Linked DNA regions of Homo sapiens: region 2 is linked to region 1. Evidence: chromatin contacts called from ENCODE Hi-C or POLR2A ChIA-PET data. All regions are on one chromosome and are shown on one strand. The core of a region is the stretch at or near the end of the contact, and the rest is flanking DNA. Distances in the headings are between cores, read along the strand shown. Region 1 has its middle 14 kb from the start of SMCR2. Region 2 overlaps TOM1L2 (target of myb1 like 2 membrane trafficking protein).

Region 1 (5,940 bases), core at 1,651-4,150:
GGCTGAGGCTGCAAGGGGCCCTGCACAGGTTCTCCCCTGGCGCCTCCGAGGGGGCACAGCCCCACAGACGCCATGACTCGAGACCAGTGATACTGATTTTGGACACCCAGTCTCCAGAACTGCAAGAGAATCATTTCTGCTGTTCTAAGCCCCGACATGTGTAGTAACTCTTTACAGCAGCAACAGGGAACGAACACTCACAGCTTAGGATTTCCTGGCTACCGCCCAGACCTCGCCCTGCCTCATGTCCATCCAGAGCTGGGCGTGAGTGTGTAGGGTGTGCAGGTGGCCATTTACTCCTGTAGGCCAGCAGGGGCCCGGGGATCCTGGGCAGGTAGAGGGGATGGAGGATGGACAGGCTCTGGAAGCCCAGACCACGTGGATGTTCTGTGAACTGCTGGACCCTCAGCCCAGGCCCAGGAGCATGGGAGGAGTAAGCCACAGAGCATGTGTTGGCTGCTTGTGTCCACACACAGCTGGGGGGTGTGTTTGGTGCATGTCCACGTGGTGGGTTGTGCGGGTATAGAGGTGGGGAGTAGGCACTTGTGCACCTGGTATAGACCCAGTGGAAAACCCAGGTGTGCCAGAAACAGCCAGCTTCCTTTTTTCTTTTTCTTTTTTTTTTTTTTTGAGATGGATCTCACTCTGTCACCCAGGCTGGAGTTCAGTGGTGTGATCTCGGCTCACTACAACCTCCACTTCCCGGGTTCAAGCGATTCCCCTGCCTCAGCCTCCCAAGTAGCTAGGATTACAGGCGCCGGCTGCCACGCCCGGCTAATTATTTTGTATTTTTAGTAGAGATGGGGTTTCAGCATGTTGGCCAAGCTGGTTTCGAACTCCTGACCTCAAGTGATCCACCCTCCTCGGCCTCCCAAAATTCTGGGATTACAGGCATGAGCCACCACGCCCAGCCCCTTTTTTTCTTTAAATCATCTTACATCCTGTTCTAAGCCCCTATCCTGCTGGCTGGTGGGCAACTGAATCTCAGCCATTATTGGGAGCTTCTTTCTTCTCCAGAGCCACACAAAGGTCCCAAGGCCATGATGAGTCTGGCCACCGGGTCTGGCAAAGGAGGCCAGCAAAGCTCTCTGAGACAAGCTAGGGACCAGGCTGCCTGCACTGGAGCATGGGGTGGGGTTAGTAAAACAGAACAAAACCAAAATTAATATCTGCTGTTTGTCTAGAACCCTGGAGCTTTGCTGCTCAATATGGTTGTCATTAGCCACGTGTAGCTAGGTACATTTCAATCAATTTAAAAGAAATAAAACTTAAAATTGTGTGTGTGTGTGTGTGTGTTTCTTTTAGAGTCTCACTCTATCACCCAAGCTGGAGTACAAATGGTGCGGTCTCAGCTCACTGCAACCTCCACCTCCCGGGTTCAAGCGATTCTTCCGCTTCAGCCTCCCTAGTAGCTGGAACTATAGGCACATGCCACCACACCCGGGTAATTTTTGTATTTTTGGTAGAGACAGGGTTTCACTCTGTTGGCCAGGCTGGTCTTGAACTCCTGACCTTGTGATCCGCCTACCTTGGCCTCCCAAAGTGCTGGGATTACAGGCATGAGCCACCGCGCCCGGCCTTTAAAATTGTTATTATTATACTAGTCACTTTCTGGTGTTCAGGAGCGGTGTGTGGCCACCCTGTGGGACCTGGTATAGGAAGTTCTATTGGGCTGTACTGCCAGAAGCGTTCAACCACTGACATGAGTTCTGCCCCTCTGAGTGGGGTGACCTGCCCATTTACAGATGGGGATGCAAGGATCAAGCACAAAATGACTTACCCAAGGTCACTGGCAGCAGTTGGCACCTCCAAGCTCCATGGGCAGTGGCACCCCGGGCCACGGGGTAGAGTGGGTGCTTGCCAATGTTGGCTGCTGAGTGAACGTGCCAGTGCCGTCCTCTGCCTCCTTGGAGGAAAGCTGCCTGTGAAGAACAGTCCTGCCCTCGTTCAGAGGTACGGCCTCCTGATCTCAGCCTGGTAAGGCACTGTGTGGCTCTAGCCCTACCTCAGGTACCACACTTTGCCTCTTTGGGACCCTGTGTCCCCGTCCATGAGATGGAGATTGTGACCACTGCATAGGGCTGCCTGGGATTTCCATGAGTTAATGTCTGTGAAGTGCATAGTACAATCTAACTCAATCATACGACGTTTGAGAGATGATGGGATTTGGCACACAGGAATGAGCACTGCGCCTCCTCAGAGTGACTCCCAGAGGTCAAGTTGGGATTTACTTAGACTGAGACCCGCAACCTTATCATGCTTCTAGCATTCATCTGACAAACATCTATTAAGCTTGCTTTTGGGGGCCACGACCGATGTAAGCCTGCAGCTGTGAGGTCTACCCTAGGCTAGGGAAGGTTATTCTGAGAAGAAAGTGAACCCCAAGGAAGGGGAAATCCAGAAGAAGATTCCTGATGACATCTGACAGCTGGATCCAGCTGTTCCTGAAGCTTTTATATTCCTGTTTTGTTTGCCAATAATTTTTTTTGTCATTTACAACTCAAAGCCAGGCCGTCTGGTCCAACCCCTTGTCCCCTGATACTTGATGCTTCTCCATAGCAGCTATGACAGTCTCTGCTTGGATGCTGCTCATGATGGGGATCTCACTACCTACCAAGGGAGCTCTACAAGGGCAGAACCAACTCTGGTGCAAGTGAGAGCTGATAATCTATTGCTCTTGTCTGGAAATGGTGTGCACAGCTGGGAGCTCCCCTGGATTGGATTCAGGGCAGTGGAAAGAGGACCCTTCATGGTTCAGTAGACCTGAATTCAAATTTCAGGCCTGGTGGTGACTCACTGTGTGACCTGAGTGAGGCAAGGGACTTCCCCTACCTGAACCTCAGTTTCAACATCTGTAAAATGGTCTCCCTGGCCACACTGATTTGGTGAGGACACCACGAGGATTAAGCAAGAAAATGTGTGTGAAGCTCTGGGCGCACGCCAGTGTGTGGCACACAGGGGACACCTGAGGGCCACATCCCTCCTGTGGGTAATGCTAATGGACACTGCACACCCATCTGAGAGGGTCCACTCTGCGTCCATAAGAGGTTGGCACTGGGGAGTCCGCACTGGGCCAGGCTGCTCCTGCTCTGCGGAGCGTCTGCTGCAGCTGTGACTCACAGCCCGACCACACTCACAGCCCAAGACTCGGAGCCGTCTGTTGTTATGGCGACGCAAGCCCACTGGAGTCCTGGGCTGTCAGTCATCAAGGTCTGACGCTGGGGGTGTGTTTTGGCGTGTGGGTGTGGCCTGTGTGTTTGTGTAGGGGGATGGGCGTGTGAATGCTATTCCTGCGTGTTCAAGGCAGTGTGCTGGTGTTTGTGTGTGGACTTCCTGTGTGTGCAAGGCTGGGCATGTCTGCATTGAGGGCGTTTGTCTGTGTGTGGTGTTGAGCTGTGTGTGCGGTCTGGGTGTCTGTGGGCTGTGTGTGTGTGTAATGTGCCTTAGGAACGCTGGCCCTGAGGCAGGGTGGACAGGAGGGTGGCCCAGGGAGGGGTGTAGGCCTGGGTGTCTATCGCTCTGACCTGGTGGCCCTGGGTTGGTCACTGCACCTTTCTCAGCCTGTTTCCCCCTCAATAAGCACAGCAGGTTGCAAAGGGCACTCACACTCGCTATTTCATTTAATCCTCCTGTGATCCTGTACCAGCAGCTGCTCACTCAACTCATATTTAGAGTCCACTCTGTGTCAGGCCCTGGGGATACAGCCATGAACAGAGACTTCCTCCGCTGAGGGTCTCCAGTCTCCAGTCTGGTGGGAGATGGACAATACACAAACAAGCAAACAAAACCAGAGACTCCAGTGGGTGCTGGGAGAAGGAACAGCAGGAGGAGGGCACAGAGAGTGATGGGGTGGAAACTGAGGACAGGGTGGTCAGAGAGGTGACTTATGAGCAGAGGTTCTGAGGAAGGAGGCCAGAGTCATGGGAAGAGCATCGCAAGCATCGCAACAGTAAGTGCAGAGGCCCTGAGGCAGGTGGAGGTTCATGTATCTGTGGCCCAACGAGCAGGCCGCGCACTGCAGCGGTGTGGGTGGGATGGGCAAGGCCACTGCCATTTGCAGTTTGTGGATTCCAAGGCAAGTGCACTGGTGAAAACAGCCCATTGTTCATCCACTGATGAATGGAGAGGCAACATGCGGTATGTCCAGACAAGGAAATAGTATTTGTCAATAAAAAGGAACAAATGGCCAGGCGCGGTGGCTCATGCCTGTAATCCCAGCACTTTGGGAGGCCAAGGCGGGCAGATCACTGAGATCAGGAGTTTGAGACCAGCCTGACCAACATGGAGAAACCCTGTCTCTACTAAAAATACAAAATTAGCCAGGCTTGGTGGTGCATGCCTGTAATCCCAGCTGCTTGGGAGGTTGAGGCAGGAGAATCGCTTAAACGCAGGAAGCGGAGGTTGCAGTGAGCTGAGATCGTGCCATTGCACTCCAGCCTGGGCCACAAGAGTGAAACTCCGTCTCAAAAAAAAGGAACAAGCTACTGGTACGTACAAAAATATCAGTGAATCTTAAGTGGATTATGCTGAGCAAAAGTAGCCAGCCTTGAAAGGCTGTAGGCTGCAGGATTCTATTATGTGACATTCCGGGAGTGACAAAATGATAGGGACAGAAAACTAATCAGCGGTTGCCAGGAACTGGGGATGGGGAAAAGGCTGACCTGACCACAAGGGGGCTTGAGGCAGTTATGTGATTTGACACATTTGTCAAAATCCATAGAATTGTATGCTAAAAATTGATGAGTTTAATTGTATGTAAATTATACGTAAATATACCTGGCCACACACCAACACCCAACATCTCACAAAGCTTGGGGCTGAGTGACCCTCCCACCTCCCGGAGAGCTCGTGAGAGCAGCTCTGGGAAACACACTTTTCTTCAGGTCCTGTCATTTCATTTTCAACTGCCTTGTCCTTAATCTGTCTTTGCCGTGAATATAGTAGTTTATTTTCTTTTTTGTTTATGTTTTTGTTTTTGTTTTGTTTTGAGATGGAGTTTTGCTCTTGTAGCCCAGGCTGGAGTGCAATGGCGCGATCTCAGCTCACTGCAACCTCCGCCTCCTGGGTTCAAATGATTCTCCTGCCTCAGCCTCCTGAGTAGCTGGGATTATAGGCGCATGCCACCACGCCCAGCAAATGTTTGTATTTTTAGTAGAGATAGGGTTTCACCATGTTGGCCAGGCTGGTCTTGAACTCCAGACCTCAGATGATCCACTTGCCTCGGCCTTCCAAAGTGCTGGGATTACAGGCATGAGCCACTGTGCCCAGCTGGTAATTTCTCAGTAAATATTTGATCAACCGATCTGGAAATGCTTCGCATCCAAAACTGAGGGCCCTTGTTCTCAGCTGCTGAGGAAAGACCAGGCAAAAGCGTCAGGGGCTTGACCAGGAGGGGTGTGTGCGTATGCTCGTGTGTGTGTGTGTGTGTGTGTGTGTGCACGTGCGCATGTGTGTGAGGCAGGGCTCAGTGCACACCATGCTGAGTGTTTTTAGCAGAATGTGGTGGTCCATGGAGGGCATGAGCACCCCAGTTCTCCTTCCTGGCACCAGCCAAGGTGAAGTGCGCTTCTTCACGCGCTTCAAGGTCAAGGCTGTCTGTAACTTGCTTTGGCCAATGAAATGTGAGCAGAAATGAGGATGTCACTTCCCGGAAGCAGCTTCCGGAGTTGGTGTGCAATTCTTCACTTTCCTTTCCCTGAGCTGGTGAGACCCCATCAAAACAGAATCTCAGTCAGCCTGGACCCAGACTGGCTGCACCATGTAGTGTCTTCCTGCTCCCTGGTCAGACGTAGCATGAGCAAGAAATCAACTTTTGCTCTTTATGTATGTATGTATTTTTTTTAATAGACTTTCTTTCTTGTTGGAGCAGTTTTAGATTCACAGCCAAACTGAGTGGAAGTTGCAGAGATTTCCCATGTCCTTGCTGCCCCCACATGTGCA
Region 2 (5,940 bases), core at 2,016-4,515, 280 kb before region 1:
TTAGACTCCTTTGTCCATATCTTCTGCCTTCTTTCTGCCTCTCGTTTTAGGAGCTGTTAGTTCTCATAAGCCCCTGTAATGGAGAGAAGTAGAGAGAACAGAACATTCAAATAAAAAGTTCATGCACATCAGCTCTTTTGTGCTACGTTTTTGTGGGAAAGTGGCTGAGACTTTTGTATTTTAGAGATGAGGTCTTGCTGTGTTGTCCAGGTTGGACTTGACCTTCTGGCCTCAAGGGATCCTTCCACCTTCCCTCCCTAGTAGCAGGGACTATAGGTGCATGCCACTGCGCCTGGCTTAGAGGCTGAAACTCTTTAAGGCAAAATGAGGTTCATAGGTTATCTGTGGATTTTTGTTTTTCAGTCAGCCGAGTTAGTGAGGCATGGACAGGGCTTATGTATCCATTTCCACTGTAAAATTGCTAAGAATGGATCATTGGAAGATAATAAATGTGGCAGAGCCAGAAATCAAACCCAGGCCTGACCAACTCACTGCCTGGCTGGTTCCATTGTTCCACTCTGCCTTTAGGGACGGGCAGGTGAGGGACCCACAGGGAAGACTTAGACTGCCCGTGGATATCTCCTCGTGGCTTGGAATCCCTATTCTAAAAGATCTGATCTAGTTCTGGCTTAATGGGAGTCAGCGTAATGATGATTCTCAGCTTTTTGTCTAGCTTTTTCACATATGTTTTGTTTTCCTGCTGCCATGAAGTTTAAACTTGTTTAAAACCAAGATTTTAAACAAGGAAGCCAAGCATATAAGGGAGTCGTCCATAGTCATCCGAGGGCAGAGCCAGGACACAAGTGCCATCCTTGGACTGCGACCAGTCCTCTTCCTGCACTTCCCTCTGGAAAGCCCACTTCCTGCAAAGCCCTCTGGAATTGCTCAGCAGTAGTGCCCCAACCATCATGTAAGGAAAAGAATTTCGAGTTGGAACAGGAACTTCAGGGGGCCAGTAGCCCCTCCCCAAAGTTCTCAGAGAAGGGGCAGTTAGCAAACGTAGAAGCCTTTCTTACTGAGATGACCCTTCCACCTGTTCACTGGAGAAATGGTCTCCAGTAGCTCTGTTCTGGGGTGCTATCTCTGGACAGCCATCTTCAGAAGTGTAGTTTCCCCTAAGAAAACACTAGAACAGATTTTAGCAGAAGATTGAGAATCCCAATGGTACAAATCTTACAAGTATGATTTGCAAGCATCATAGAGAAGCCTCCTTTTTGGGTAGGAATGCAAAACCAATCACCTCATTGCTCGAATGACAGTCTGGCTTTCTTGGGATCCAGCCAAGAAAACAATTTATGAGACTGACCCACACACTTAACTAGCTAAAGCTTTGGGCTGTAATCCAGAATCCTTATTATGGAAAGCAGAGTTAAAACTGTTCCCTTTGAAACCCTGTGGCTATTTATTTGAATTAGCGAGGTCACCCCAATGACAGCTGTGGAGACCAGCCTTTAATTAGGAAAAGAATTTGCCTTGAACTTCATCGGAATGGCATTGCTGAGGGTCTTGAGTGCTTTTCTTCCTTCATTCTTTCAGGCTTACCTTATTCCTGCTCTTTGTTCAGGAGTCACAGCTCATTTCTTCCCTGAAAGCCTGACTTCTCCATGCTCTGCACCCACAGGACTCTCTCCTGGCTATGGCATGCCAGAGTCCATCCCTGAGCTGGGTGGGGGCAGTGCTGACTCTGAAATTCAAATTCTCCCTCATATTGGCAGCATGACTTTTTGGACAAGTTATCATACTTTTCTGAGCCTCATCTTCCTCATCTGTAAAATGATTCTAATAGTATTTATTGCATAGGGTTGTATAAAGCTACCAATTATTGATTACTCTTGCTATATGCCAGCCACTCTTATCAGTGCTTGACCCGTATAAGCTCATCTCATCTGAGTAACAACCCTATGCAGCAGAACTCTTCTTCCTTTTTTTTTTTTTTTTTTTTTTTTTTGAGATAGAGTCTTGCTCTGTCGCCCAGCCTGGAATGCAGAGGCGTGATCTCAGCTCACTGCGACCTCCGCCTCCTGGGTTCAAGTGATTCTCATGCTTCAGCCTCTCAGGCAGCTGGGATTACAGGCACCCGCCACCACACCTGGCTAGTTTTTGTATTTTTAGTAGAGATGAGGTTTCACCATGTTGGCCAGGCTGGTCTTGAACTCCTGACCTCAAGTGATCCTCCCGACTTGGCCTCCCAGAGTGCTAGGATTTACAGGCATGAGCCACCACACCTGGCCCAAAGCAGAATTCTTAACACTTCCATTTTATAGATGAGGAAGTAGAGGCTACTACAGAGCCTCCTACATAATGGGGACTCAACAAATGTGTTTATTGAGTTTGAATCTTTCCCTTACTTATACTTTCATTACATTTATAATCTCTGCCCTATGTTTAACTTTTCTCTAAGAATATTGAATGTGTCAATTTTATCTTCAAATTTACTTTTTAAACTTTGTGTTATAGAAAATTTTAAACATGCAAAAGTAGAATAGTATAATGAACTTCTACAAACCCTTTATAGAACTTCAACAATTATCAACTCATGACCTATTAGATTTTGTCAATATGCATACCCTGCCCATATTATTTTGAAGTAAGTCCCCCAAATCATATTATTTCAGCATATATTTCAATATGTATCTCTAAAAGAAAATGACTCATTTTAGAAACAATCACAATACTGTGATTGTACTTTTAAAATGTAATTTCCTATCATGTATCCAACTAGTGTTCAAAATTTTTAGTTGTCTCATAATGTCATATATTTTTTAAGACTGAATAGAATCTGCTAAGGTCTATCACAAGTACAGTGAGGTGACTGTGGGCAGTGGCTGGGCACAGCCCATCTGGGAGGCCTCCCATCAGATGAAAGTTAAGGTTCTTTTCAACTCTAAAAGCCAGCTGCCAACTTTTTGCCTGGTATTCGTCTCAACACCAAAAGTTAGGCACTGTTAGGGAGAGAAAGTCACACTAGAGAGGGCTGGCCTCTCTTTGCAAAGGTTTAATTCAGATGGAAGATACTTCAGTAATGGGTAGAAACAAATTACTTAGAGGCTGTCTGTATATCAAGGTTCTTCATTTTATCCTTTTCATCCCATTACTGAGTAGCTGCATTATAACTTATTGGTGAAACACTTGGGTTCAGAGGTCAGACAGAATGGAATTCTAGTCCAGGTGCCACTGCTTGCTGTGTGTGTGTCTGGGCAAGTCATTTAGCTTCTCTGGGCGGCCCCACCCCAGTGTATAGAAAGTGAGAATTATAAGTTTCGACCTAGACCGGGTGTGGTGGCTAATGCTTATAATCCCAGTACTTTAGGAGGCCAAGGTGGGGCGGTCACTTTAGCAAGACCTCTTTACAAAATATTAAAAAAAAAAAAAAACCCTTTCAACCTTTGCCTCATGGTGAGGATTAAATAAAGTAATGAGTTAAGGCATGTAGGATATTATAAGTCAGTAAAGGTTAGGTAGTATTGGTTTGTGACTATCTGCCTGCTGGGTTGCGTCCCTGTGCATTTATGAGTATGTGGGTAGAAGTGGAATCTGGAGAGATTTGTAACCTCATGCCTATCTTGAGTCTCATTGGCTTTTTCCAGAGCACGTCGTCACTCCATTCTCTAGTGGAGGATTGAGTGGCTCCTGTATTCCTCCCCAGTGCCTCTCCTGGTAGTCATTTATTATATAGAACATCCTAGTCAGAGCGGGACTGTTGTCAGCCTTATGTTACCAGTGAAGAAGGCAGCTTCAGGCCACTGCAGTGAAATCAAAGGCACCAAGGGTCTAAGAGGTAGAAGGAGCTCTCTGGGTTGCTGAGGGCAAGGTCTTAGGCACAGCAGGCACCCCTTCTAGAACGTCCTGCCAGGTGGCTACCCGCCCAGACTTGTATACCTCCAGTAATGGAAAACTCATTATCTCATAGGCAGCACATCCCACGTTGGTCTCTTCTCCAGTTAAATGAAAATGACTTGCTTAATTGGATCTAACTGCCTCCCTCTCATTTCTACCTGTAGTCCTGGGTCCTCTCCTCTTCCCATTGCACCACGCTGGGTGAGAGGGAGTAACACAGAGGGAGGTCTCTGCTCTTGGTGGCATTGTGTTCTGGAGAGAGCCCTCCAAAGCAGAGCCACCGTATGGCAAAATCCCAGTCAAGCCTTTGTGTGGACATCAGTGGAGACCTTTCTGTGAGTGGCAGGAATGGAGTGTGGTTCTCTATTAGGCAGTGTCAGATGCAGGTGGACTGGTGAGACATGAAGGAGACCAATGCGGGAGCTGTCTTTAAGCTTAAGAGCTATGATTTGGAGCCCAGTGTGGAGTGCTAACCTTTCCACATGCCCCCCTCCACTGTGCAGCTCTCTCAAATGTACTTTGTTATGCTCTTGCATGAGTGGTGTTCACCTCTGCATTATTTAGTGTCATTTATCCTTGCACTTTCTCATTCCTACAGCCTGCAGGAAAAGAGACTGTAGCATGTGGGCTGTGTGTCATTGCTGAGCAGTTTGTCAGCCTTAGAAAGCTGCTCATGAGCTGAGAGCACATGATACCAGCAGGTGACGCAAAGCCTGCATGACTTGGGGTCCTCAATCACTGGGAAAGGCCCTCCCCCACTGGTGACACAAAAAGGCAGGAAAGAACCTTTGTTTCATCTGGTTCATATGTGACAGCCTTCATTTGCTACAGATCTTTGGCCCTCACCATTCTTACCTGTGAAAGTCCCCTAATCCGAGCCTGATGGGACCCAGGTGTGAGGCATTGATCATGGCTGGTTATTCATCAGGGGTGGATATTGGCACACAGGCTACCATTTCCTTATTGGTTGACTCTGATCAAAGATAAAAATAAAAATGTCGGTGTTCCTTGAATAGGATTACAGTAGAATGCTTGTTACAAAACCGGAGGAGGGAATTCATTAGGCTTTTATGATCATCACTTCTGTGGGAGGAAGGGTTCATGTTGAATAGCCTGCCAGATAACTCTGGAATATGTACCACTGGAGTAGGGACAATTTGCCAGGCATTGCTCTCCTTTATCCTTTGGGGCTGCAGGGACAGATGGCCTCCAGCCTTCTTTCTGCTCCCCTGGCATTTGTCACAACATGCTATGGGTCAGGAGACCCTAAGCAGAAAGATCGTGGGAGGTCAGCACGGCAGGGTACAAGAGGCCAGTTCAACTCTGAGCCCTCATGGTATGAGGCAGCTTTAGAACAATGTGGAAGAATCAAAGAGGTTGAACTTAGACTGTTAAAAAGCCTTTTTCCCCTGAAAATTTGAAAGCAGAAAGAAATGTAGAGAAGTAGAGAAAAATTTTCATTATCCCACTACACAAAGGTTACTACTATAAACATTTTGGTGTATTTTCTTCCTGTATTATTAAAACATTTTTCTTTACAGAGATAATGCTGTAAGTACAATTTTGTGCCCTGTTTTTCCCACTTAATATAGAATAATCATTTTTAATTAAAAAACAGCTTATAAATATCATTATTAAATGACTACATAATATTCCCTTATGTGGATGAATACATTGCATTTCATGTTACCATTCCTCTAATGTTGGACATTTAGATTATTTCTTTTCTTTTTTTCCTTGCTATTATAATTAATGCAGTGATAAACATCTTAGGGCTTATATCTTTGCATTTCAGATTATTTACATATAATAAATTCCTTTAAATAGAATTACCATGTCAAAGGGTATGCTTGTTTTTAAGTTTCTTATTCTCCAAAAAATTTATATTGCTTTACATATGCTTAGTTTTTATGGAGACCCCACCTAACCTGGCCCAGGTTGGGGCAGGGGCACTAGTGTGAGGAACAGGGTTGGGGAAAACTTCCTGGAAGAAGGGTTTTAGGCCACATCCTGAAGGTGTTAAATGTTAACAAGAGTAGAAGCAGATAGGATGGTGGGGAGAGACTGTCCTAGATATCCAGGCAGAGAGAACAGAATGTGTGA

Evidence for each region. Hi-C counts contacts between places; a loop is a spot of excess contacts on that map. ChIA-PET counts read pairs that join two places held with the same protein, here RNA polymerase II (POLR2A). Pooled maps may share reads with other maps.
Region 2: a loop to region 1 is called in a pooled map, with 2.2 times the contacts of the local background. The contact joins two enhancer-like sites. A Hi-C loop is called at or near these places in 3 of 168 maps with a recorded cell type or tissue (GM11168 and heart left ventricle) and 3 of 50 pooled maps. POLR2A ChIA-PET finds 5 or more read pairs at or near these places in 2 of 52 experiments (B cell and endothelial cell of umbilical vein).

Annotation. Positions count from the first base shown.
Region 1 is chr17:17,660,736-17,666,675 of GRCh38, reverse strand. No RefSeq gene overlaps it. Among named protein-coding and RNA genes, the nearest start is that of SMCR2, 14 kb to the left of the region's middle. RefSeq lists enhancers at 2,854-2,993, 3,484-3,573. Within about 2 kb of position 2,900, at least 4 of the 41 ENCODE cell types and tissues checked have a DNase peak (open chromatin) inside an H3K27ac peak, as active enhancers do.
Region 2 is chr17:17,936,201-17,942,140 of GRCh38, reverse strand. The region is part of intron 1 of TOM1L2 (target of myb1 like 2 membrane trafficking protein); the gene reads left to right. Among named protein-coding and RNA genes, the nearest start is that of TOM1L2, 33 kb to the left of the region's middle. RefSeq lists an enhancer at 3,122-3,211. Within about 2 kb of position 3,265, at least 2 of the 41 ENCODE cell types and tissues checked have a DNase peak (open chromatin) inside an H3K27ac peak, as active enhancers do.